Linked DNA regions of Homo sapiens: region 2 is linked to region 1. A link is a contact called in ENCODE Hi-C or POLR2A ChIA-PET data. All regions are on one chromosome and are shown on one strand. Each heading gives the region's core, a stretch centred on a gene start or an enhancer-like site at or near the end of the contact. The rest is flanking DNA. Distances are from core to core; before and after follow the strand shown.

Region 1 (5,254 bases), core at 587-3,086:
AATCCATTTCCCTCCAGCTACAGGCATGTTTTTGGAAGTTATCCTTGATGCATCTGAATAGAGGTTATATTGTCTTCTTATTGTTACCGTAACCAGCACTGACATGTTATTGATGCCTGCTCATCAAGACAGGTTGTTGTTTAATAGTCCATCAAGACTTTGGCTCTTCCTTTAAGGTTTTATTTGTTCAACTCAATATGGCAGACTTTGCCATCTAAATTTCTGTCTCCTAAACCATCTGGTTTTACAATGAATCCAGGGTCCATTTCAGCAACTGCTGTCACCTGTGTCAGACTGACATTTGCCTTTTTCTATTATATATTTAGGAATGCAAAGCTAACATTTCAAAGACTATTCATCTCAACCAAAGATGTACCCTAAAATTCAGGTACTGCCAAAAGTGACTAGTGGTGCTGGGCACCAGAATCCACATAGCTGTGGTTAATAAAAGAAAAACCAGCACACTTTCCAGCTGGTTCTATTCTGTCTGTGACAATACATTTGCCTCTATAAACCAAGGCAATAAGAATAAAACAATAAGAAATGATCAATGTTCCAGGCAATAGATATCCTAAATACCTTGATTTCATCACATTAAATCACACTGCATACATGTATCAAAATTTCACATGTTCCATGTACAAATACGTATTAATTTACAAATAATTAAAAAATTTAAAACACCAAAAAAGTGAAATACAATTTACAAAAATGAAGAAATTCAAACATCTCGGTAATGTTCTTCTCATAATAAACTTTACAAAAAGTCAGGATCCCCCTTATCTTTAAACTAAACATCTCTGTTTCATCAAGTTCACTCACCATCTTCCTAAAATGATTCATCCTCTCTCAGCTAAGCCAGCCACACTCTGAGTCTGCTGCTGCCAGCAGGACCCAATCCTTGGTAGGTAGTTTCTGAAAGATCAGAGCTATAATTTCAAGGCCCCTCACGGTCTCCATCTTCCATAAATTAGTCCACTGAAGCACAGCCTACTCTTGTTTTAAAAATGAAGCTGGATCCTTTGAAGCAGAGTATCTAGGCAGCTCTAGCTCCACATTTGATCATTCCGGTTGTATGTCCAGCCCAACTGCTGTGGCCTCCCAGATTCGTAGCCACACACACACCCCACCTCATCCCACCCCCAACAAACGCACACACAACATAGCCTGTATGCTAAGATCTCTGACTCAACTCAGGTCTTAGACAATTACTGCTCGCTGACTCAGCATCTGCTGCCTAGAACTCAGTGCTGACACTGTACCTTACTTTTAGAGAGCTTAATCAGCCATGGTGAAGAAAAGGGCTCTCTGAGATCTCATCTTGAAATTGTTTAACTAACTATGGCCAGCTGTGGTGGCTCACACCTGTAATCCCAGCACTTTGGGAAGCCTAGACAGGAGGATCCCTTGAGCTCAGGAGTTCAAGACCAGCTTGGGCAACATATCAAGACCTCATCTCTACTAAAAATAATTTTTTTAAAAAAAGAAGCTGGGTGTGGTGGTGTGCACCTGTAGTCCCAGCTACTCGGGAGGCTTAGGCAGGAGGATGGCTTGGGCCAGGGATATTGAGGTTGCAGTGAGTCATGATCACAACACTACACTCCTACCTGGGTGACAGAGAGACGCCCTGTCTCAAAAAATAAAAATAAAAAAAGTAACTATACATGTCTTAGCTGTTCATGATACTGAGTCTATATTTAGATTATAAGCAAACAAAAAAAGGAAAACAGAAAACTGACTTTTATACTCATGTAGGCTTTCTGTGTGGGTTTTTTGTTTTGTTTTGTTTTGGTTTGGTTTGGCTTGGTTTTGGTTTTGGTTTTGGTTTTTTAGACAGAGTTTCACTCTGTTGCCCAAGCTGGAGAGCAGTTGCATGATCTCTGCCCACTGCAACCTTCACCTCCTGGCATCAAGCGATTCTCCTGCCTCAGTCTCCCGAACAGCTGGGACTACAAGCGTGTGCCACCACTCCTGGCTAATTTTGTATTTTTAGTAGAGACGGGATTTCACCCATGTTAGCCAGGCTGGTGTCGAACTCCTGACCTCGGGTGATCCGTTCTCATCGGCCTCCCAAAATACTGGGATTACAGGCGTGAGCCACCGTGCCTAGCTTCTGTGTGGTTTAATACCATTTTAGCACTGCAGTTGCTCTTGCCACATTTGAAAACTTTGTCAATAATATTTTATAGGTCATACTTTTTCCTCTCAAGAAAATCCCTGCCAAAAGTGCAGACATTTCAATGTGTGTAACTACCATCCATTCAACAGGTTCATATTACTATCAGGATTTGCCTTCACAGATTTGTACCAGCTGAATCCACCCACTCCCTGAATCAACCAAGCCTATACCTGCCTTGGTTTTTGCAACTGCTGTTTCTTCTGCCTCAAATGCTCTGGCTGCAGAGCATTGAGTAGGTTGGTCCTTCGCATCCAAGTCTCAGCTCCGAAGGCCCCAGAGAGGCCTTCTTTGACTGTCCTGTCTCGCAGATATTACTCCCTGACAGCATGTGCTATTACCATGCCCTTCTTTAGTTTCTTCATAGCACTAGATATTACCTGAATTATCTTATTGATGTATTATTCATAATCTGCCTCCTTTGTGACATATTTATGTCCATGAGAAGAGGGATCTTACCTGTCTTAATCACCATTTTCTTCTTAACTCCTAAAACAATGTTGGCACTGAATAGGTATTTATTGAATTACTTGTAAATTCTTCTTGTGTTGACTGTCTTGTAGGCCTACCTCATTACTCGTTCTTCGCACCCGACTTTTATAAAACTTTTTACTGCAATGACTTGAAACTCCTTCAATTGAATTGGACATAAATCCTGCTCTACATAAATATAAAATTAGCATTTTTTTCTCTCTTTTTTTTTTTAATTATACTTTAAGTTTTAGGGTACATGTGCACATTGTGCAGGTTAGTTACATATGTATACATGTGCCATGCTGGTGCGCTGCACCCACTAACTCGTCATCTAGCATTCATGTCCTTTGTAGGGACATGGATGAAATTGGAAATCATCATTCTCAGTAAACTATCGCAAGAACAAAAAACCAAACACCGCATATTCTCACTCATAGGTGGGAACTGAACAAAATTAGCATTTTTATATCGAAAATTAGAAAACTTAGAAAAACATCAGGAAGAAAGCAAATAACAAGCATAATCCCACAATTCAGGGAATGCCATGATTAATATTTGATTCCTTCTAGCACTTTCCTAAGTACACATCTACACAATACACTTATATAACCATTTTTGTTATGTTTTTCCTATCTCACATTAAGAGTTATACCATAGTTCATCAGTTCTGCTGAACGATTTCAGTGGCTATCTATGGGGAGATAAGTGGGGTTGTGCAAGGAAGAGATTGTGGACTGCAATAAACAATATTTTCACTTTTTACTCGGTGTACAATGATGTTTTCCTAAATTTTAAAAAAAAATAAGCATGCATTCATGCATTACTTTGGTAATATGAAAATAAAAGAACATGATCCCAGCTATAACTGTCATGGCCATCTTTTAAGATAATTCTCTTTTTTTGGTGTTTTGAAGCAGACCTCAAAATTCTTTGGGTTTGAGTAATATGTAGACCCTGTTTGTAGGTGTTGCCTTGGCCCATTGCCATGTAAAGATGAAGTGACTGAATATTCAGGCATGAATCTTGATTAACTCACATTCTTAATTATGCTGAGGGAATTCTCCCAGGATACCTACGATAAGCACTCCCATTCCAAAAGGGAAAGAATGAGACACAGCCAGCCATCATTAGTCTGTGGCACTCTCGGAATCCTGCCCAGCAGACATTGCAAGGGTCCTCTCAACCAGGGTGGGAATGTTCCTTGATTAGGCCTCAATCCTGACCCATGGTACCCCCCACCCCCACCCCACCACTAGCACATTGTTTCCTGTGGTCTTAGCTCTACCTTCTAGAGGGTTTTTCTTTGTTTGTCTGTCTGTTTTTGAGACGGAGTCTCGCTCTGTCATGCCCAGGCTAGAGTGCAGTGGGACAATCTCGGCTCACTGCAACCTCTGCCTCCTGGGTTCAAGTGATTCTCCTGCCTCAGTCTCCCAAGTAGCTGGGATTACAGGCACCCACCACCACGCCCAGCTAATTTTTTGTATTTTTAGTAGAGACTGGGTTTCACCATATTGGCCAGGCTGGTCTCGAATACCCGAACTCAGGTGATCCACCCACCTCAGCCTCCCAAAGTGTAGAGGGGTTCTTTTCCACTATGAAAAAAATAAAACGTGGGGCCTGATTTACTATGCCAAAAGAAAAAAAAACTTAAGCTGAAAGCTGAGTCATGCAAGAAGCTGCCTTTCCTGTTGTTCCTAAACCGATAGCTACAGACAAAAGGTTGAACATCTCCACAGGTAGCCACTCTATGTTCACCGTATCTTATATAAAGTGCTGATTTACTGACCACAAGACAAATACACAATTAACTATTGCCCTACCTGCTTCTTTTCTCTTGCAGCATGTGGACTATCACACACTCCCTCTTTCCCCTCCAGCCACTTTTCGCCTTTAAATACTGAAGCCCTCAAAGTCATCTTTGAAGAAAGGCACAGACCACAGACTTCCTGTGATTCCACGTTTATTTGTTCCAGGTATGTCCTTAATCTTGGCAAACTAAACTTCTAAATTGATTGAGACCTGTCTCAGATACATTTTGGTTTACAAATTGGTGACCAACACGGGGAACTCTGAATGGAGGTGGCCCTGACCTTTAACAAATCTATCAATGCTTGGTACCAGCTTGAACTATCTTTATTGCTCAAACCAATGGGACAATTTGCTGAGGTGCAGAGATTTCCTCTCCAGAGAATCCCTGATCTCCCCAAATTTGGTTGAGACCTAAGGTTTATCTTGCTGTACAACTCCTTTTCTGGAGTTTCGCTCACGTCCAACAAGGAAAGTGAGTTTTTCTGTTTCCATGTTGATGGAGTGCAGGCAACTCCTTTCTGGATTTTCAGCTTGCTTCCAAGAGGAAAGGCAAGTTTGAGGTTTTTTTCTGCTTCTAAGATGGTAGAAAGCAGCCTTGAGCCTGGGCCGCACTCCTAGTAAGCAGCTGAATTGGGATTTTGTCTTGAAAATTCTCCTTAATGACTAAAAGTTAAGATTGGCAACCAGCTGATCTTAATTCCTCTTTACCATTAGAGCACTCAGTAATTATATTCTTTGGTTTGTTATTGTTGCTCCAGTCTTTCTCCCATCAGATTTGACCACCTTTACCTGACT
Region 2 (5,493 bases), core at 126-2,625, 370 kb before region 1:
GGCTGGTGTCTACACCAGATCAGAAGCAAATTTTATCACTAGCCTAATTTCCTATGATGTCACTTCTGCTCTTTCCTCTCTCTCCCAGGATTTCAATCATACTGTGGCATTTTGCATCCTTGCAGTCTCTCCTTACCTTTGTTTTTTTGTTTGTTTTTGTTTGTTTGGTTTTTTGAGACAGAGTCTCACCCTATCGCCCAAGCTGGAGTGCAATAGCATGATCTCGGCTCACTGCAGCCTCCGCCTCCTGGGTTCAAGGGATTCTCCTGCCTCAGCCTCCCAAATAGCTGGGATTACAGGTGCCCACCACCACGTCCAGCTAATTTTTGTATTTTTAGTAGAGACAGGGTTTCACCATGTTGGCCAGGATGGTCTCGAATTCCTGACCTCGTGATCCGCCTGCCTTGGCCTCCCAAAGTGCTAGGATTACAGGTGTGAGCCACCACACCCGGCCTCTCCTTACCTTTTTATGTGTTCTGCTACTCACTGCTTCCATCTTCCCCCTCATAGTGACCCATCCTTATGTTATTTTAAAAAATGTTCTTTTAGCTCTGCAAGAATATAAAGTACCTATTTTCTATTGTTTTTTCTCTTTGTGGTAATGGACGAGTTTTACTTTCAGACTTTCCCCTTTTTTCTCTTTTTATGTTTTACTGCCTTTTTTTGTGGGGTGGTGGTAGTACCTGATTTTTCCTTGTTTATTCATCTTTAAATGAAGACAGAGATCTATGGAGATACATTTTTGCCAATACCTGATATAAGTATGTAGAAGAACTTCTCTTTCCTCAAGTGTATTAACAGGTTAATTGGATTCCATTTCCAAATATGAACCTGGAGGGTAGGTTGCTATGAATAACTGAGTTCAATACCAGGACCTACTAGAAATTAATCTTGGGCAACTTTGTTGAATAGCGGTAGTTCTTTGATCTTCTGGAATCGAGTTTGTATCCTGTAATTTTTAAACCAGTTCACAACTATTTTTCTTTGACTATAAATGAAAAACAACATTTTCTTACATATACCACTTCCTTTCTCTGCTCCTGGGCAATTATCACTCGTTTTATAATTTTATGTCCTACCCTGCCCCAACCACCTGCTCCCTCACCTGGGTCAGTTAATTATATACTCGAACTGCATTTTCTGAACGGACTGCTATCAGGTGGGGGAAGCTGGGAAAGTAGCAGTCCAGAGGGCCTGCCCAAATTTCTGTTTGGTGTTGCTTTCGTGTCTTTAAATTCAGATAGTTAACTTTGGCATGTCATATCTCTTCCTTCCTGCTTCTGAACTTGCCCAAGGATGGAGCAGTTTGAGGCACCTGTTTCTCAGTTCCTCATTCTCATAGCAATAAGTAGAAATGTCTCCCACATGCGGCATATGGGTAACCTGGTTTCCAGTACTGTTGTGGGATTTGGTCTTCCTGTGTCTCCATGGGCACCATCAGTCTGAGTACTTTCAGAAGCAAGTAATAAAAATTCTACTCTACCTGGCTTAAACAAAACACAATGAGGCTTTAGTGGGAGACTCACTAATCCAAAGGTAAGAAGTACAGGTGGGCATCATAAGAGACTAAACAGATGGGTCAAACGAGTTCAAGGAAGCAATTGCCTCAGCCTCTGTTCAGCCCCATGGCCAATGTCTGTTTCTGGGGTCATCTGTGGCATTTTTTTCCCTCTAGGCAAACCACCTTTTTCTACTTCCCTTGCGCATGTTTAAAACAATTACTTCAATCTTGGAACTACGTGTCTGGGCTCAAGAGAGACCAAACTGACAAATGCCCTAGTTCTAGTTCAAAATTCCAGAGGGAGAATTTCTTATTGGTCAAGTGATTCTTGATCTATACAGCTGTGACAAGAGGATCTCACCACGTAATACGAGTCACCCAGTCTGTCTTGGGGGTGAAGGAAGTGGTATAGTGGAGGATGGGGAAAGAGTAGGCAGTTAAAGTTTAAAGGTAAATAAATAGTAGGGGGGCAGTGGTGTGCACCCGCAGTCCCAGCTACTAAGGAGGCTGAGGCAGGAAGATTGCTTGAGCCCAGGAGTATGAGGCCAGCCTGGGCAACACAGCAACATCCCTGTCTCTAAAAATAAGAAGATAAATAAATAAGCTTTTACTATAGACTATAGATTTTCAGGTGTGGGGGTGGCAGGGATCGGATTTCTTTACCATAGAAGAAGGACTTCTCAGAGGCTTTAATTACCAAATTGTATTATATTATCTTCTATTTAGTAGGAGAGAAAATATAGAACATTTCTCAATTATTTTACCAAGAAACCCTTCTGGCAGAATATTTTTTTAAAGCAAGCTTCCATTTACTTTTTTTTAACTTCAATTTTTATTTTAGATTCAGTGTTACATGTACACATGGGTAAATTGTGTGATTCTGAGGTTTGGGATATGACTGAATCTGTCACCCAGGTCATGTCCCTAGTACCCAATAGGTAGTTTTTCAACCTTTGCCACCTTCCCTCCTCCAGGAGTCCCCAGTGGCTATTGTTCCCATCTTTACGTCTGCGAGTACTCAGCGTTTAGCTCCCACTTTTAAGTGAGACTATGCAGTAGTTGGTTTTCTGTTCCTGTGTTAATTCATTTAGAATAATGGCCTCCAGCTACATCTATGTTGCTGCAATGGACATGATGTCATTGTTTTCTATGGGTGTGTAGTATTCAATGGTGTATATGTACCACATTTTCTTTATCCAATCTACCGTTGGGCACCTAAGTTGATTCTGTGTCTTTGTTATCGTGAATAGTGCTGCAGTTAACATATGAGCGCATGTGACTTTTTGGTAGAATGATCTATTTTCCTCTGGGTATATACCCAGTAATGGGATTGCTGGATCAAATGGTAGTTCTGTTGTAAGTTTTTTGAGAAATCTCCAAACTGCTTTCCACAGTGGCTGAACTAATTTACAGTTCTACCAACAGTGTATAAACATTCCCTTTTCTCCACAGCCTCATCAACATCTACTATTTTTTGATTTTTTAATAATAGCCATTCTGATTGGTGTGAGATGGTTTCTCATTGTGGTTTTGATTTGCATTCCTCTGATGATTAGTGATGTTGAGAATTTTTTCATGTTTCTTGGCCACTTGTAGGTCTTCTTTCGAGAAGTGTCTGTTTATGTCCTTTGCCTACTTTTTAATGGGATTATTTGTTCTTTGCTTGTTGAATTAAGATCATTATATTAAGAATGAACTAAGTATAATGATACACTAAGAATATCTAGTATTGTTTTGGATACTAGATCTTTGTCAGATGTGTAGTTTGCAAATATTTCCTTCCATTCTGCAGGTTCTCTGCTTACTCTGTTGATAGTTTCCTTTGCTGTACAGAAGCTCTTTAGTTTAATTAGGCCCCACTTGTCAGTTTTTGGTTTTGTTGTAATTGCTTTTGAAAAGTTAATCATAAATTCTTTGTCAAGGCCTATGTCCAGAATCATATTTCCTAGATTTTTTTCTAGGATTTTTATAGTTTCAGTTCTTATATTTAAGTACAGACTATAGATTTACAGAAAGATGGAAGAGAGTAAATCAAACATAATTCACTTACTGCCATCTTACTTCAAGATTCTCAATGTACTTTAAAGTTTAAATAATCTTTTACCATAAAAGTCGTACATGAATTTATTTGAAAAATGCAAAGAGTAAAAAAAGACCAGCATTTTTTTTCTCATTCTCACCTTACAGATGTGACTACTGTTAAACATTTTTAAGTATCTTATCACAAATTTCCTACACATATTGTAGCTGAATCCAAACTTATTCTGCTTACTGCATGGCAACCAGTAAGTCAAGAGACAAGGAGTTGCAGCAAGGAAGGTAACTTTTTGCAGAGCCATCTGAGAAGAAGGCAGACTAATGTCCTAAAGAACCATCTTAAATCAGTACAAATTTCAGGCCCTTTTTATGTTAATGGCAGGGGGAAGAGGAGGGGTTTGGGATCAGGAGGCACCTGATGACCGGAGACATCTAGGTGCCAGTGAATGTATGAGGAGGCCAGGAAACCTCTCCATCTTTGGAGAGTCACAACACTCCCACAGATCCTCAGTACAACATTGTTACTTGTGTGTACACCATCCTTAACTCCTTGGGACTCATTTTAGGAAGGGATTATTATCATTTAAACAACAAGCTAAGTTCCTCTCGTAGTTAGCTTGGCCTACATGCAGAGATAAGCAAAGGCAGTTAACCTGAAAGATACCTCCATGAGGGGTTAGGAGCAAAATGGAGTTAGTCATGCCAGGGTGCCTTTTCACTGGTACAACATGCACATATATCTACACATACACGTACATACACATAAATATCATGCACTTTGGAAATATTCTATATATAATATTCTCATTTAGATTTTTCTCATTTAGCGATATGTCTTCCCAATTTTTCCGTAATTTATATACCTATTTTTATTGATTGATATTTGGATTGCTTCTTTTTTATTTTTATGTACATAGGTGAGAAATCCATAAATTTTATTCATTTTTAAAAAATCATTTTTAATTTTTATATTAAGATCTGGGGTACAAGTGGAAGTTTGTTATATAGGTAAACTTGTGTCATGGGGTTTTGCTGTACAGATTGTTTCATCGCCCAGGTATTAAGCCTAGTACTCATTAATTATTTTTCTGATCCTCTTGCTCCTCTCACCCTCCACCCTCCAATAGGCTTCAATGTGTGTTGTTCCCTTCTCTGTGTCCCTGTGTTCTCATCATTTAGCTCCCACTTATAAGTGAGAACATGCAGGATTTGGTTTTCTGTTTCTGTGGTATTAATAGTTTGCTAAGGATAATAGCATCCATGACATAAATTTTAAATATGAATTTGTTGAATGAAAGGATAGGTGCTTTTAACATTTTGAAATAAATTATTGAACTACCCTTCAAAGAGTCTATGCCAGTTGTATACCCACACAAAATAGCGTAGAAGAGATCCCCTAGCCCTGTATTCTCCCTGAAAATGTGTATTACAAAGAGTTACGTCTAATTATTTTAACTTGCAATAGATGGTGAGAAGCCAGTTGATATTAATATAAGTTCTTTGAAACACATAAAAATCTGCTGTTTTTTTTTTCCTTAATGTTCAAATATGTGGTCCTTGCTTTTAATTACTGTAAGAAACTTGCCACACAAAGGAAGGGTTATTTGCTTAGAAATTAATAGTTATTGCCAGCCTCAGCAAACTGTTGGGATAGAATGCAGCAAACACCCAAAAGGTAGATGATAGGTCTGCAGTAGCAAGGAGGGTGGCTGCCTTCAGCAAAACATACAAACTAGGAACTTGTCTTCCTGTGCAATATTTTATCCCTTTAATTTCCAGGAGGAACAGAGGAAGAACATGGCTGGTTTGAGTTCAATTAGATAATTTTGAAAGGGTTTCATAGGTGGTTTCAGTGTTTATGAAGGAATGATTAACTTTCTTCTTGATTTGCGAGTTTCCTTTGCCCACAAAGGGGGAACAAAGACCAGTATTACCAACAGCTTTTTGTTTCTCTG

What was found. Hi-C counts contacts between places; a loop is a spot of excess contacts on that map. ChIA-PET counts read pairs that join two places held with the same protein, here RNA polymerase II (POLR2A). Pooled maps may share reads with other maps.
Region 2: a loop to region 1 is called in a pooled map, with 4 times the contacts of the local background. The contact joins two enhancer-like sites. A Hi-C loop is called at or near these places in 2 of 168 maps with a recorded cell type or tissue (GM12878 and OCI-LY7), 5 of 37 single-sample maps with no recorded cell type and 4 of 50 pooled maps. POLR2A ChIA-PET finds 5 or more read pairs at or near these places in 1 of 52 experiments (OCI-LY7).

The regions. Positions count from the first base shown.
Region 1 is chr7:135,990,618-135,995,871 of GRCh38, reverse strand. It overlaps a transcript of LOC105375523 not described here. Among named protein-coding and RNA genes, the nearest start is that of MTPN, 16 kb to the right of the region's middle. Within about 2 kb of position 1,836, at least 2 of the 41 ENCODE cell types and tissues checked have a DNase peak (open chromatin) inside an H3K27ac peak, as active enhancers do.
Region 2 is chr7:136,355,378-136,360,870 of GRCh38, reverse strand. All of the region lies in intron 4 of LOC105375523 (a long non-coding RNA gene), which reads right to left. Among named protein-coding and RNA genes, the nearest start is that of MTPN, 380 kb to the right of the region's middle. RefSeq lists an enhancer at 1,104-1,203. Within about 2 kb of position 1,375, at least 2 of the 41 ENCODE cell types and tissues checked have a DNase peak (open chromatin) inside an H3K27ac peak, as active enhancers do.